2 separate regions of the Mus musculus genome follow, and region 2 is linked to region 1. A link is a loop called in an ENCODE intact Hi-C map of the cell type or tissue named here. Cell type or tissue: heart. All regions are shown on one strand. Links, peaks and the distances in the headings refer to the core of each region. The heading gives the core; the rest is flanking DNA.

The links. Hi-C counts contacts between places; a loop is a spot of excess contacts. Peaks named below come from ENCODE experiments on the same cell type or tissue, not always from the same donor. Only the 100,000 strongest peaks of a DNase experiment are listed, where the experiment ranks them.
Region 2: a loop joins it to region 1, with 2.3 times the contacts of the local background. A loop is called at or near these places in 2 of 42 quality-filtered maps.

The regions. Positions count from the first base shown.
Region 1 is chr8:25,572,873-25,578,926 of GRCm38, forward strand. It overlaps Fgfr1 (fibroblast growth factor receptor 1), which reads left to right. Exons shown (of 18, transcript NM_010206.3): 16 at 251-388; 17 at 674-779; 18 at 873-2,846. The coding sequence ends at 1,049. Letm2 (leucine zipper-EF-hand containing transmembrane protein 2) reads right to left here. Exons shown (of 11, transcript NM_001364069.1): 11 at 5,618-5,932. The coding sequence ends at 5,870. Among named protein-coding and RNA genes, the nearest start is that of Gm16159, 20 kb to the left of the region's middle. In heart, for the core only: CTCF peaks have their summits at 2,436 (motif pointing left) and 3,316 (motif pointing right); DNase peaks (open chromatin) are centred at 779 and 2,429.
Region 2 is chr8:25,350,870-25,356,923 of GRCm38, forward strand. Gm39146 (a long non-coding RNA gene) reads right to left here. Exons shown (of 4, transcript XR_870260.2): 4 at 2,952-3,318. Among named protein-coding and RNA genes, the nearest start is that of Gm39146, 36 kb to the right of the region's middle. In heart, for the core only: no CTCF peak of the experiment used is centred there; a DNase peak (open chromatin) is centred at 3,472; H3K4me3 peaks cover 993 bases; H3K27me3 peaks cover 2,433 bases.

The DNA of each region.
Region 1 (6,054 bases), core at 344-5,343:
TTCCATCACTGGGGCAGGGGTAGCATTGTCTTGTCCCATGAACAGTGTGCTTCCGGCTTCCTTGCATAGTATAGTCTCTTGCTGCCCTCTTGTCTCCTGTGCTCTGCCCCCCTGAACTTAAGGTCCCTGAAGAGGTGAGAAAGGTTCAAGATGCACACCTACTACTCTTAACTTCTTGAGGACTTGGGAAGGAACTCCTAGGGCAGCCTGACTCTGTGCTAAGCCACCGTGGAACCGTGTTCCCCTGTAGGTGGTCTTTTGGAGTGCTCTTGTGGGAGATCTTCACTCTGGGTGGCTCCCCATACCCCGGTGTGCCTGTGGAGGAACTTTTCAAGCTGCTGAAGGAGGGTCATCGAATGGACAAGCCCAGTAACTGTACCAATGAGCTGTAAGCATAGGCTAGAGGGGAAGGATGGGGGGTTAGTAGTCGGCACTGTTTGGATCCACCACTGGCAAGCTGGGTTGGATGTTGGGACAGCTTCCTCAGGTGATGGTGGCTTATTCGAGGTTCCTGAGGTCTCAAGCCTGGCTCTGAAGGAAGCAGGAGCATGGTGGGCAGGGGTTGAAAGGTCTCTTTGGGAGAAGTGGCCTCCCTGTCCATCCCTCCCCAAGCCCTCTGGTCCAGCTCTGCCCTGGTCCTTCCTCTCTCTCTAACCTCACCATCCTGCTTCAGGTACATGATGATGCGGGACTGCTGGCATGCAGTGCCCTCTCAGAGACCTACGTTCAAGCAGTTGGTGGAAGACCTGGACCGCATTGTGGCCTTGACCTCCAACCAGGTAGGGCTGTCCCCCGGGGTTGGAACTTGGGCCTCTGTCACATAGGCTCCTGGGAAGGTTTGGGTGCCACCCACCGATCCCTTTCTGTCACAGGAGTATCTGGACCTGTCCATACCGCTGGACCAGTACTCACCCAGCTTTCCCGACACACGGAGCTCCACCTGCTCCTCAGGGGAGGACTCTGTCTTCTCTCATGAGCCGTTACCTGAGGAGCCCTGTCTGCCTCGACACCCCACCCAGCTTGCCAACAGTGGACTCAAACGGCGCTGACTACCAACCCTGTCCCCAGTTTTCTCCCATTCCGTCGTCACCCGTGCCCCTCACCCACAATCCCCTTGTTGGACACACTGCCTTTCTCCTCCTCCTTTGCCGCTGGCAAGAGCCAGTGCCTGACTGAGGCCTTCCTGTGTTGTGGCCTTCCCCCTCCATCACCCCCAAGACCCCTCTTCTCCCTCTTCTTAGCCTGCTGTGTGAGAGAGGAGCCAAGAGGCAGGTGCTTGCCGACGGCCGCATCCTCCTTCCCAGGTGTTGGACCAAGACCCGCCCCGCTGCCTGGCACTGCTTGGAGGTGTGCAGAGCGGAAGCAAGTGGAGCATCCGGGGCATTCCTGTTGACCCATCAGCCCCTTCTGTTCTGGCGGCAGGGGCCTTGGGGCTCCTGGAAGCCGTGAGGTTTCTGTTTAGGCCTTAACCGAAGGCAACCTCTGCTCCAGATGGATGGTACCAGTAGCTTCTTAATTCCAATACTAATTTGCTTTGCTGACCAAATACCTGCCTGGTACCAGAAGACAGGGAGGCAGAGACTGGGAGCCGTGATGTGCCCTTGGGCTGAGCCCTAGACTTGGGGCTCTGTACATAGCTATGAAGAAAAACACAAAGTGTATAAATCTTGAGTATATATTTACATGTCTTTTTAAAAAGGGTCGTTACTAGAGATTTACCCATGGGGGAGACGCCCAGGGTAGCATCCGTTGCTATATATTAAAAACAAACGAACAGAAAGAAAAAAAAAAGGAAAATGTTTTTTAAAAGGTCATATATTTTTTTGCTACTTTTGCTGTTTTATTTTTTTAAATTATGTTTTAAACCTATTTTCAGTTTAGGTTTCCCTCAATAAAAAATTGCTGCTGCTTCATTTTTATCCTGGGCGTGTGAAAAGAGAGCAGGTGTCCAGCGCAGAGGAGGGAGACAGGGGGTAAAGGGCCATGAGCTGGTCTTCCCCCTGCCCCCCATGACCTCTGTCTCCTGGATTGTGCCCCAGACCTCCCAGCCAAGCCTTCTATCTCCCGATGCATTGGGAACAGCAGGAGAAGACTGAGGTCCTGAGGGCAGAGAGCCAAGCTCGCACACTTGATTGTTTCCTCGGAGGAGAGAGTGAGAGGATGAGGTTAGCCAGAGGGTAGAACTGGACAGAAACCCAAACCCTAGACCCTGTACATTCAGATGTCTTGTCTATCTTCCCCAACCTACTCCTCATATTCCTCTCCTGTAAATATCCTCCCCTTCCCTGTTGGTCTCTGTTACCCAGTTGGGTCTGTCCCTGAGCTTGGCTTCCTATAGTTTTTCCTTCACAAACTCCACCCATCCCTCAGGAAACAGAAAACGATCTCTTTGGTTGGGGTCAACTTGGCAACTCAATTCTGCCACCTGCTGGTTGCTTTGGTACCTTGGTCTCTTATTCAAACCCACACCACTCAAGCCTTAGAGGGTTTGTTTTTGTTTTTTGTTTGTTTGTTTGGTTGGTTGGTTGGTCTTTTTTTTCTGGGTCTGCTGAATACAAACCTGTTCAGTATGATTTCATCTGTAGGGGTTAGGGCTGCTTCTTTAAATGCAGTTTTGGCAGCTGTGGTTTGGGTCATTGTCATAAGAGTTCTTATCGTTGTTTCTCTCTGTACACATGTAACTGTCAAAATATTATGAATGGTTTTTATGCTGAAAGAAGACATCATTTGGCAAAGAGGGCTAGGGAATGAATTTAGCACAAACTCATTTTCTTGGAGACCGTGTATCATAGTGGTTTTTTTTTTTTTTCTTTCTCTTGTTAAAACTGAACATTATTTCTGCCTCAGGTCTACTTGACTCACTGCTGTGTGGATGGAAGGAGAACACAGAAAGGGCTTAGTGTGACTCAAGGAGAGGAGCTAGGAACTGGAAGGAACTGAAGTCCCCTCTGTTACTATTCAGATTGCCCGCAGACGGCCCCTGGGACAGGGGTGGCTATCAAATAGAAAGTAGTGACATTGACATGAAGGGAAATGAAATGGCTATTTCACTTAGAGGACCAGATTAGGTCTCGTGGGAGGGGGAACCCAGCTTACAGAATGAAGATGTTACTGTCAGAGCACAGCATCTGTCTGGTTTCCTGGGGGTTAAAATATGGCCCAGGCATCAATCAATACTGCTTCCCCATCTTTTCTAATTGCCATAGGCTAAAGGCCATCAGTCCCCTGGCTCTGTTAATGTAATGTATCGATTTCAGGTAAGTAAGATTGAACATAGATGAAGTAAGAAATCGGCCTTAATGGTAATGAACTCTGTTTATCAACTGCCACTGGGTGGAGCCAGCAAGCTAAAATATCCTCCTACACACAGACAGTGTTAGGTTATACTGTCAGAGCCACTGTCCTCTGAAGTAACAGACCTACCTGCAAGCGGGAACTTTTGGCCTGGATATAGCATTGTCAGACTCTGGACATGACCAATATGTCTTGTACAGAATTGGACATGGCACAAGTGCAGGGCCATACTATTAAGTAGCAGCAACAACTATTACAATTCTGTGTAGAATGTGTGCTGTGTCTAATGTCGCTACAGGCGCATGTTAGAGCTTAAAACTGTACCCAATGAGCTTGTTAGCAGCTGTTAGCAGCTGGTAGAGCTTGGTTCCACCACATATGCAGGAAATAGCTGGGAGGGAGAATGGAGGGCTTTGAAGCAACATGGCATGTAGAAACCAAGAAGGGAGTAGACCAGCAAGAACCCTGAAGTTGGCTGGTCCTGGTAGTGAATGCCTGTAATCCCAGACTCAGAAGGCAGAGACCGGTAGATCTTGAGTTCAGGGACAACTTGGTCTACATCGTGAGTTCAGGGCCTGCTGAAGATGCACAGTGAGACTCTTGTCTAAAAGGAAATTAAACGAACCAGAACACACTGAAGTTATGAAGGACTCTGGAACTGGTTCCCTCTTGTTTGACACACAGCAGCATTCAGAATCTTTACTGCCTGCTGGGTACGTGCATGTCCTGGTGCACAGAAGCAATGCATTCAATTGCCGTGCTGTCGGAGGTTCCAGTGGTGTGCTGAAACTGGCTCTCTAAAGGAAAGTATGTGTGTCAGCCTGGGGTTATGGCCTAGTAACCCAAATTTTGAAAACAAAAGGTGATGGTCTTTAATCCTGAACTCAGGGGGCAGAAGCCAGTGGATCTCTTAAATTCAAGGCCAGCCTGGTCTATATATTGAGTTCTAGGTCAACCAAGATTGCATGGTGATACCCTGTCTCCAAAAAAGTAAAATGGGGGATGGGAGTGGGGTGGGTCGGGGCACAGGTGGAGTCCTCAATGGCCAGACTCCATGACTTAACTACTTCCATTTGCTCATTGAGAAGGCCAGAAGGAATCCACGTGCATCAGGGAGATGAGAGGATTAAGCCAGTTAAGTAGCTAATCCCTTTCCCATATTACACATCTATAGTATGCACTAAGTTTAAAAACCCACCACTTCCAGACGGAAGTTGTATTGTGAGATACCTTAGATTAGAGCAATGGCAGCTTCCCAGAGTGGTGTATGAACACAGCCTACAGAAGTCAGTTGATTAGCACACTGGGTGGGACTGGTCCTCCATGACTAGGGAGCATTTTGAGGAGGTACATGCTCTGGGCTGGGGTGTAGTCCAGTTGCTTGAATGATGATTAAGGAGTTCATTGGCTATGTGGTAGTGGCACACACCTATAATCCCAGCACTCCTGAGTTCAAGGCCTGGGAAGTGGGTGGAGATGTCTGTGTCTTGTTTGTTTCGAGATAGGGTCTCACTGTGTAGCTCTGGCTGTCCTGGAACTCACTCTGTAGACCAGCCTGGACTCCCAACTCACAAAGAGCCACCGGCCTCTCCTTCCAGAGTGCTTGAATTAAAGGTACGTGCCACCACGGTCTGGCATATAAGTGTTTTGTTTATATATGTGTGTGTGTGTGTGTGCACCATGAATGGTACCTGTGAAGTTCAGAAGAGGTTGCTGGATTCTGTAGAACTGGAGTTAGAAATTGGTCGTGGCGACCATGTGGGTGCTGGGAACCAGACACTGACCCTCTGCAGGATTTAGTGGTCTTCTGACGGGACAGTCCCTCCAGCATCACTATCTGTTTAACTTCTCTAAGAAGTTGTGCTTTCCTGGGAAGCACGTCCGTCCTGGTCCTCGGGCACGGTACTGTTCTACTGAGGAGTCCCTCTACAAAGGCCGGCCAGGTGCTCTTAAAGGTGGTTTGGGGAGTCTCCATGTTCTGGCTAACAATTCCAAGCCACAGGAGGCAGAGAGAGGTATTTAAGGTGCCAAGCTGACTCCATTGTGAAATATATTTCCTCTTAAAAGGTCCACATCCAATTGGGCCTGGTAACATAAAGTCTACATAATCCTAGCTACTTGGGAGATGCGGTGAGGGAGGCTGAAAATTCAAGGCTAGCCTGGGCAATTCCGATCTTACCTTGCCATTTACAAAAGTGAAAGAAAGGGCAGGGGAATACATACAGCTCAATGCCAGTGCTTGCCTAGAAACCACAGCCCCACCCCCACCCCTGCTCAGTCCCCTCCCCAAGTTCACACAAACAGGAAGCCATTCGAACACAACTTGGTGGGAGTGTCTTTATGCAACGTTTAGTAAGATGACAAAATTATACAGTAGAGATGGACTGTAATTAAGCTTCTCTAAATGGCCTGAACTTGGTGTCACTGCTTGCATCTCTGGGATGGTCACAAGGCCTCCAACGACTTAATGGCTGATCCTTTATCTCAAGCCAGACAGTCTTAGCTGGAATTCCTTTGTGGACGCCACTGCTGAGCGGAGTGACTGAAGAGAGGGAGCGCCACCTTCAAGGGATCCTTAGGCTCCTTTGGAATCAGCCTTGCTGTTCTGTGAGGTCTCCTGGGACTTGGCCTGGAGGATCTGGATATAAAACAACACTTTAGGCTTTGGTCACAAACAGTTTAAATTCTGCAAGCATCTACTTTGAGCTTCTTAATCAAACTAATGGCCACAAGCCAGGCTCAGTGTGTGTGTGTGTGTGT
Region 2 (6,054 bases), core at 699-5,698, 220 kb before region 1:
ACACAGGGACGCATAACTCGTCAATGTTCAAAGAAAAAGAGATGGTGGAGAACTCAGCTCTAATTGGACATCTGTATCACACTCTCTACCTGCAAGGCTCAGGAATGACTGTAGAAGAGGCAGATGGAAAGACTGTAAAATCCAGTAGTAGAATTCTGCAGCGAAACAGTATTTGATGGGGCAACATCATCACATATACACAAACCCCCAGTGGCTGTGATTGCTTGCATAAAACCTGTACAAGACCAAACCAGTCAAAATCCCAGCATGAATTTCTGAGAGCCTAATGAAGTTCTACCACTAGCTAAGGTGCTATTGGTTATCGGTGGATGCTGGGAGGGAGAGTCAGCTGATCTTTTGTTCTGTGTTTTGTTGTTGTTTCTGGGATTTAGCCCCTGAAAGCCCCTATGGCAGCACTTTGTTCTACATCCAAATTACATGAAGTGTACTTAGTGGGTTTAGAAAAAGAGAGAGAGAGAGAGAGAGAGAGAGAGAGAGAGAGAGAGAGAGAGCCTATGAAGTTTGGAAAGGGTGGCGATGGTGGACAGGGGAGAAATTAGAAAAGGGCAAGAGATGGATTTGATCAAGATGTATTTATATACATGTGTGAAATTCTTAAATAATGAAAGACTATTACACATACAGAGAGAGAGAGAGAGAGAGAGAGAGAGAGCACTTAGAAAGCATTGTGGAAGGAACAAAAAGAATGTAAGAGCCAGAAGATGGGGAGACATATAGCAAAAAAAGACATCCTTAGGACATGGCATAGCTATTGCACTGGTGAAGTCATTACAGCTGTGGCTATCTGCACAAGACTTGTATGAAATTGGGCCCATCAACATTTCAACAAGAATGAGGGAGGGGCCCATAAGGCCTGGGAAGGAAGTACCATTCTCATCTCATCGGTGGTGTGGCCACAGATACGTTGCCCTTGTTCCATTGAATAACCTTCCACCCACACTTGGGCAAGTACTAATTAAACTCGGAGGGCCACACACAGAACTAAGGAAGACACAAGGATAGGAGGAGGGTTTACTGAGCAGTTTGCCAGCTGAAGTGGGGAGAGGATGAAGGAGGAGTGTGTGTCAGGGGGAGGATGACTAAAATTCACTATCTAAAAGAATGAAGCTGTCAATTAAAAAATAAAGAAATAAGAGGGAAGTGTTCAGGAGATGGCTCAGTTGGTAAAGCGTAAGGACCCAGTCTAAACCCAGAACCCAGGTAACAGTGAGAGGGGTGGCATGCACTTGTAATTCCTGCACTAGCAAGAAGGCTCACCCACCCACTAACCTACAAAGTCAATAGTGCCAGGCCAATGCCAAGTCCTGTCCTCAAAAATACAATGTAGATAGCACCTGAAAAATGGCACCAGACCTCTGGCCTACCTCTCTTTGCTTCCTGTTTATGATTTGAGATGCGAGCCTGAAGCAGCTGCTTTAGATACCACGCATGTCCCCCTGCCATGCTTCCCCACTGTAATGGTGACACTCTTGTCCCTATGAAACCATAGGGTGCAATTAAACCCTTCCATCTGTAAGGTGCCTTGGCCATGGTGTTTTATCAAAGCAAAATAGAAAAGTAACCAAGACAGGAGAAGGCAAAGGAATAAGGAGTCACATGAGGGAATCCATACTTTTTGACAAAAAAAAAAAAAAAAAGGGTTGAATAAGTACATTTTCAGTGACAGTCACCAAAGGTAGGCAAGGTAGAAATCATAGGCAGGGAAGTCCCGGAATTGTGAACAGTGTCGTTTGATAGAAAGGCTTTTAGAGAAAAGAGAAAAAAAAAACCTACTAAGGCTTCAAGCTTCCCTGCTTTGACTCTATTGCTGGGATGGAGCCTTCTAAAAGATATTCCCACATTGCATACAGACCACAAACCTGACTCAGGATGGGCAATGTCACTGTGGTTCCACAGGCCATGGGAGACGTGCTCAGTAGCTCTCCATGACAGTTCTTCCCAGAAGAAAAGCCCCACCTTAATATGTAGAGCAGACATCTTGAGAAGGGAAACACAGGATCTTCTCTTTCACTCAGCCACACACCTGGTGAGATGGTGGTGGATCATAATAAAACACCTGGCAGAGCAAAAACTACCCACTTAGTGGCCAAGAAGCAACAGAAGAGAAGGAGGAAGGGGCCACCTTTGATGGAATACCCTCACTGACCTGAAGACCTCCACCTGGGCCCTGCCCTTTAGAGGTTTGATGGTATTCTAATATAGCCCCTGCGGTCAGTCATCTATTATGTGGGGTTTTAAGGGGACACTTAGGATTCGAACTGTGCCCCTTACATTCAAGGTAACTCATCTTAATTTTTTTAAAGATGTATTTATTTTATTTACATGAATATACTGTAGCTGTCTTCAGACACACCAGAAGAAGGCATCGGATCCCATTATAGGTGGTTGTGAGCCACCATGTGGCTGCTGGGAATTGAACTCAGGAAGAGCAGTCAGTGCTCTTAACCTCTGAGCTTTCGTTTTTGAAATCTTAAACTCTCCCAGTTTTACAGCAAAATTCTCTCCCTCTTTGTTCCTGTCAGCTTCTATATTCCCTCCAGAATGGCACTCTACGAAGAGTTTTCTCTTGGGCAGGTTTCTCATACGCAGGCTTTGTCTACGCCAGGGTCTGTAAAATCCTGTCTGCTCCCAGAGTAAAGTTGGGTAGGATATGAGGCCGAACCCACGTTGCCACCTCCACCAATCTGTCACACTTGGAAACCCACCACCTCCTGAGGTCTGGCCTCTGACTTCTAGTCAGCTGATCTCTAAATCCTGCTGAGACACATACTGTGCCCCACCTGATAATCCTGATCTATGGCCACCGCTTCAGGTGATGAATCTTCCTTGGATTAATCCTGATTTTTCCCCCCTACTCTCCTTTCAGGTTTAACCTATCCTTTGTAAGGATGACAAACGACCTAGGCATGTTTTCTTTTTCTCCTTGGCCTTGTCTTCAGCAGAGAAATTTTCCCCAGAAATAGACCCGTGGAACGTTCACCTCCGTCTTCCCACTTGCCTCCGCTAAGCACCCTCTAAATCAGACCCGAGGCTCCAGAGGGAGCAATATCCTTTCCTTCGCAGCTGGTCTGAGTTTTGTCGTCTGGGAGACTGGGCTTAGAACAGCTTGAAGTTAGAAGGGAGGCGAATGAAGCTTTAAATCTCCTGCACTTAACAACTCCGCTGCAGCCTCAGAGGTAACCGCACTCCCCTTGCCGGCTTCCTCTCCGCTCTCTGTATCTGTGCGATGATCTGTGCTCACAGAGCCTGACTCCAGGCTCTGTCTGCCCTGGCGTGGTAGCACTGAAAGAGGGAAGGCTGGGAAAGAAAAAAAAAATTTAATAGAACCAACACATAAAAATAACAGGCTCTCTGAAGCGCACATGAAGAAATAATTAAACAGATTAAAGCCGGGAGGAGGAAGAGGGGATGGGGAACAGGCGGGCTGTGACTGCCCTCTGCTTTCCCTTCCAGGGGCGGCCTGTAGCTTGGTGGGGGTGGAGGGGGGACCTTGCTGCTTTTTCCTTCCTCCTTGTGGGCTGCGTTCATAGGCGAGTACTGCAAAGTCGCTGAGCAACTTTAAAGGAGGACACATTTCTTTGTGTCCCCCAAGGACCCGAATGGTGCGGCCCTCCCATGAGGAAAGGAATTTAATATTTTGGGAGAAGGTCGGGATGGGCTTCGATGTGCCAGGTACAACGTTGGAGAGCTCTCATTCTGGCAGGTGATGGGTTGGGTGCGTTCCAAACCTAGGAAATGAGTGAGATCTTCCTCTGGCTCAGGAGAACTACTGCCCTCAGTGCTTCTGATAGATGCTTAAGCCAAAACACAGACTTCCACACTCCTTCCTTTCCTTCCCCATCAATCTGAGATGCTCTTGCTATGATGGTGAAAGAGGGAAGAAGGCTGGTACATGGGGGTAATTTAAAGATTTTTAAAAATATATATCTGGGTCAGCAAGCTTCCAGTGAGAACTGAGGACTTGGCTGGTTCCCGACTTTGTCTGCCCATGCCATTCTTTTGAGTTCCAGCTAAGTTCCTCTCAGGGGGAACCATGTTTGAATGCTGTTGCTGTTCATCTATATATAGTCAGTTCTGCTTCCAGATTCCTAACAGTGTGAGGATAGATACATTGTACAATGCAAGGACACAATGTAAGGATACATTATACAATGTAAGGATACAGTGTAAGGATAGATACATTGTACAATGCAAGGATACAATGTAAGGGTAGATACATTGTACAATGCAAGGGTACAATATAAGGGTAGATACATTATACAGTGCAAGGATACAATGTAAGGGTAGATACATTATACAATGTAAGGATACAAAGTAAGGATAGATACCTTGTACAATGTAAGGATACAATGTAAGGATAGGGAAGGTTCAAATGCAGGTACCTTGCCCAGAAGGTAGATGTGGCTGAACACCTCAGAGCCTTGGCCAGCTTTGAGGACATAAAGCATAGGGACAAGCAGACTGGATTCATTACCCTATCTCTACCTAATTATACTGCTAGGGCATGGTCCCTGGACAAGGTATGTTCACATCTTCCTTCATTTCTCTCAGTAATGCTTTATTTATTTATCTATTTATTTATTTATTTATTTAATTTAGTGGGTGGGTGTATGGAGGTCAGAGAAAACAGCTTGTAAGAGTCACTTCTCTCTTACCATAAAGGTCCCAGAAATTGGGCTGAGGTCATCAGACTTGGCAGGAGGTACCTTTATCTGCTGAGCCACCTTATTAGGTTTACTCTTGGATGTAAGTCTGTCTTATTTGGGGTTACTATTGCTGTGATGAAACACCATAACCTCTTGGGGAAGAAAGGGTTTGTTTCACTCACAGTTCCACACAACAGTTCATTATTAAAAGCAATGAGGACAGGAACTCAAGCAGGGCAGGAACCAGGAGGTAGGAGCTGATGCAGAGGCCATGGAGAGATGTTGGCTTGCTTCCAATCACTTTCTCAGCCTGTTTTCTTACGGGACTACCAGCCCAGAAATGGCCCCACCCACAATAGACTGAACCCTCCCACATCAATCATTAATTGAGAAAATGTCCTATAGGCTTACCTATAGCCTGGTCTTATTATGAAGGCATTTTCTCAATTGAGGCTCCTTCCTTTCTGATGACTCTAGCTTGTGTCAAATTGACATAAAACTGGCCACTACACTCTGTTAGACTTTTTCTCTAAATAACTGGGCTCTGTGGGGAGTGGGGGAGGGAGGAAGAGAGATGGAGAGGAGGAAATGGGGGGGAGAGAGAGGGAGAGAGAGAGAGTCAGTCCAGGGCCTAGCATAAGTGAGACAAGCACACTCACAGTAGGCTACATCCCCAGCCCTTGAAATCTGTTTTTTGTTTTGTTTTGTTTTGTTTTGTTTTGTTTTGTTTTGTTTTGTTTTATCCCCTTGTCTCACCATCAATAGTACAGTTGCTTTTTGTTTGTTTGTTTGGTTTGGTTTTGGGTTTTGGGCTTTTTGGGGTTTTTTGTTTTTTGTTTTTTTTTTCAGTTTTGTTTTTTGTTTTAATGCTAGTGGCCTGTAGCTGGTCTTTGGCTACTATGTGGGTTATTCTTTCTTCTGCCTTTCTTCACCTCTTTTTCTTCCACCCCTTTAATTCCTTAATATTAGATAGGAGAGAAGAGGTATAAAGAGGAAAAAAATAGTTCTGAATAAAGTAAAGCAGAAAGGTGGTAAGACTACTTCCTGTTACTTAGTTCCTTGGAGCAAGTTTGATCTTCAAAGTCGGGATATCTAATGTCTTCTTCTCATTTCTTCCACATGACTACTTAACTTTGACCCATAGCAACCAACAACCAAACCACAATCCATCAACCTCCTGGGGACCCTAACATTTGTATCTTCTGAAAGGTCCCCAGAATTCCAAACATCATACAATCATAGAAACTATCTGCAGCTGGCAAAATCGCACCCCGCCAGAGCATGAGGCAAATCACAGTCACCTACTGGGGACAATCTGAAGCAGCCCTGTATCCCACACCTGGGATTAAGATGGAAACATTTTCTTACAATATTTCTGTGTTTTTGT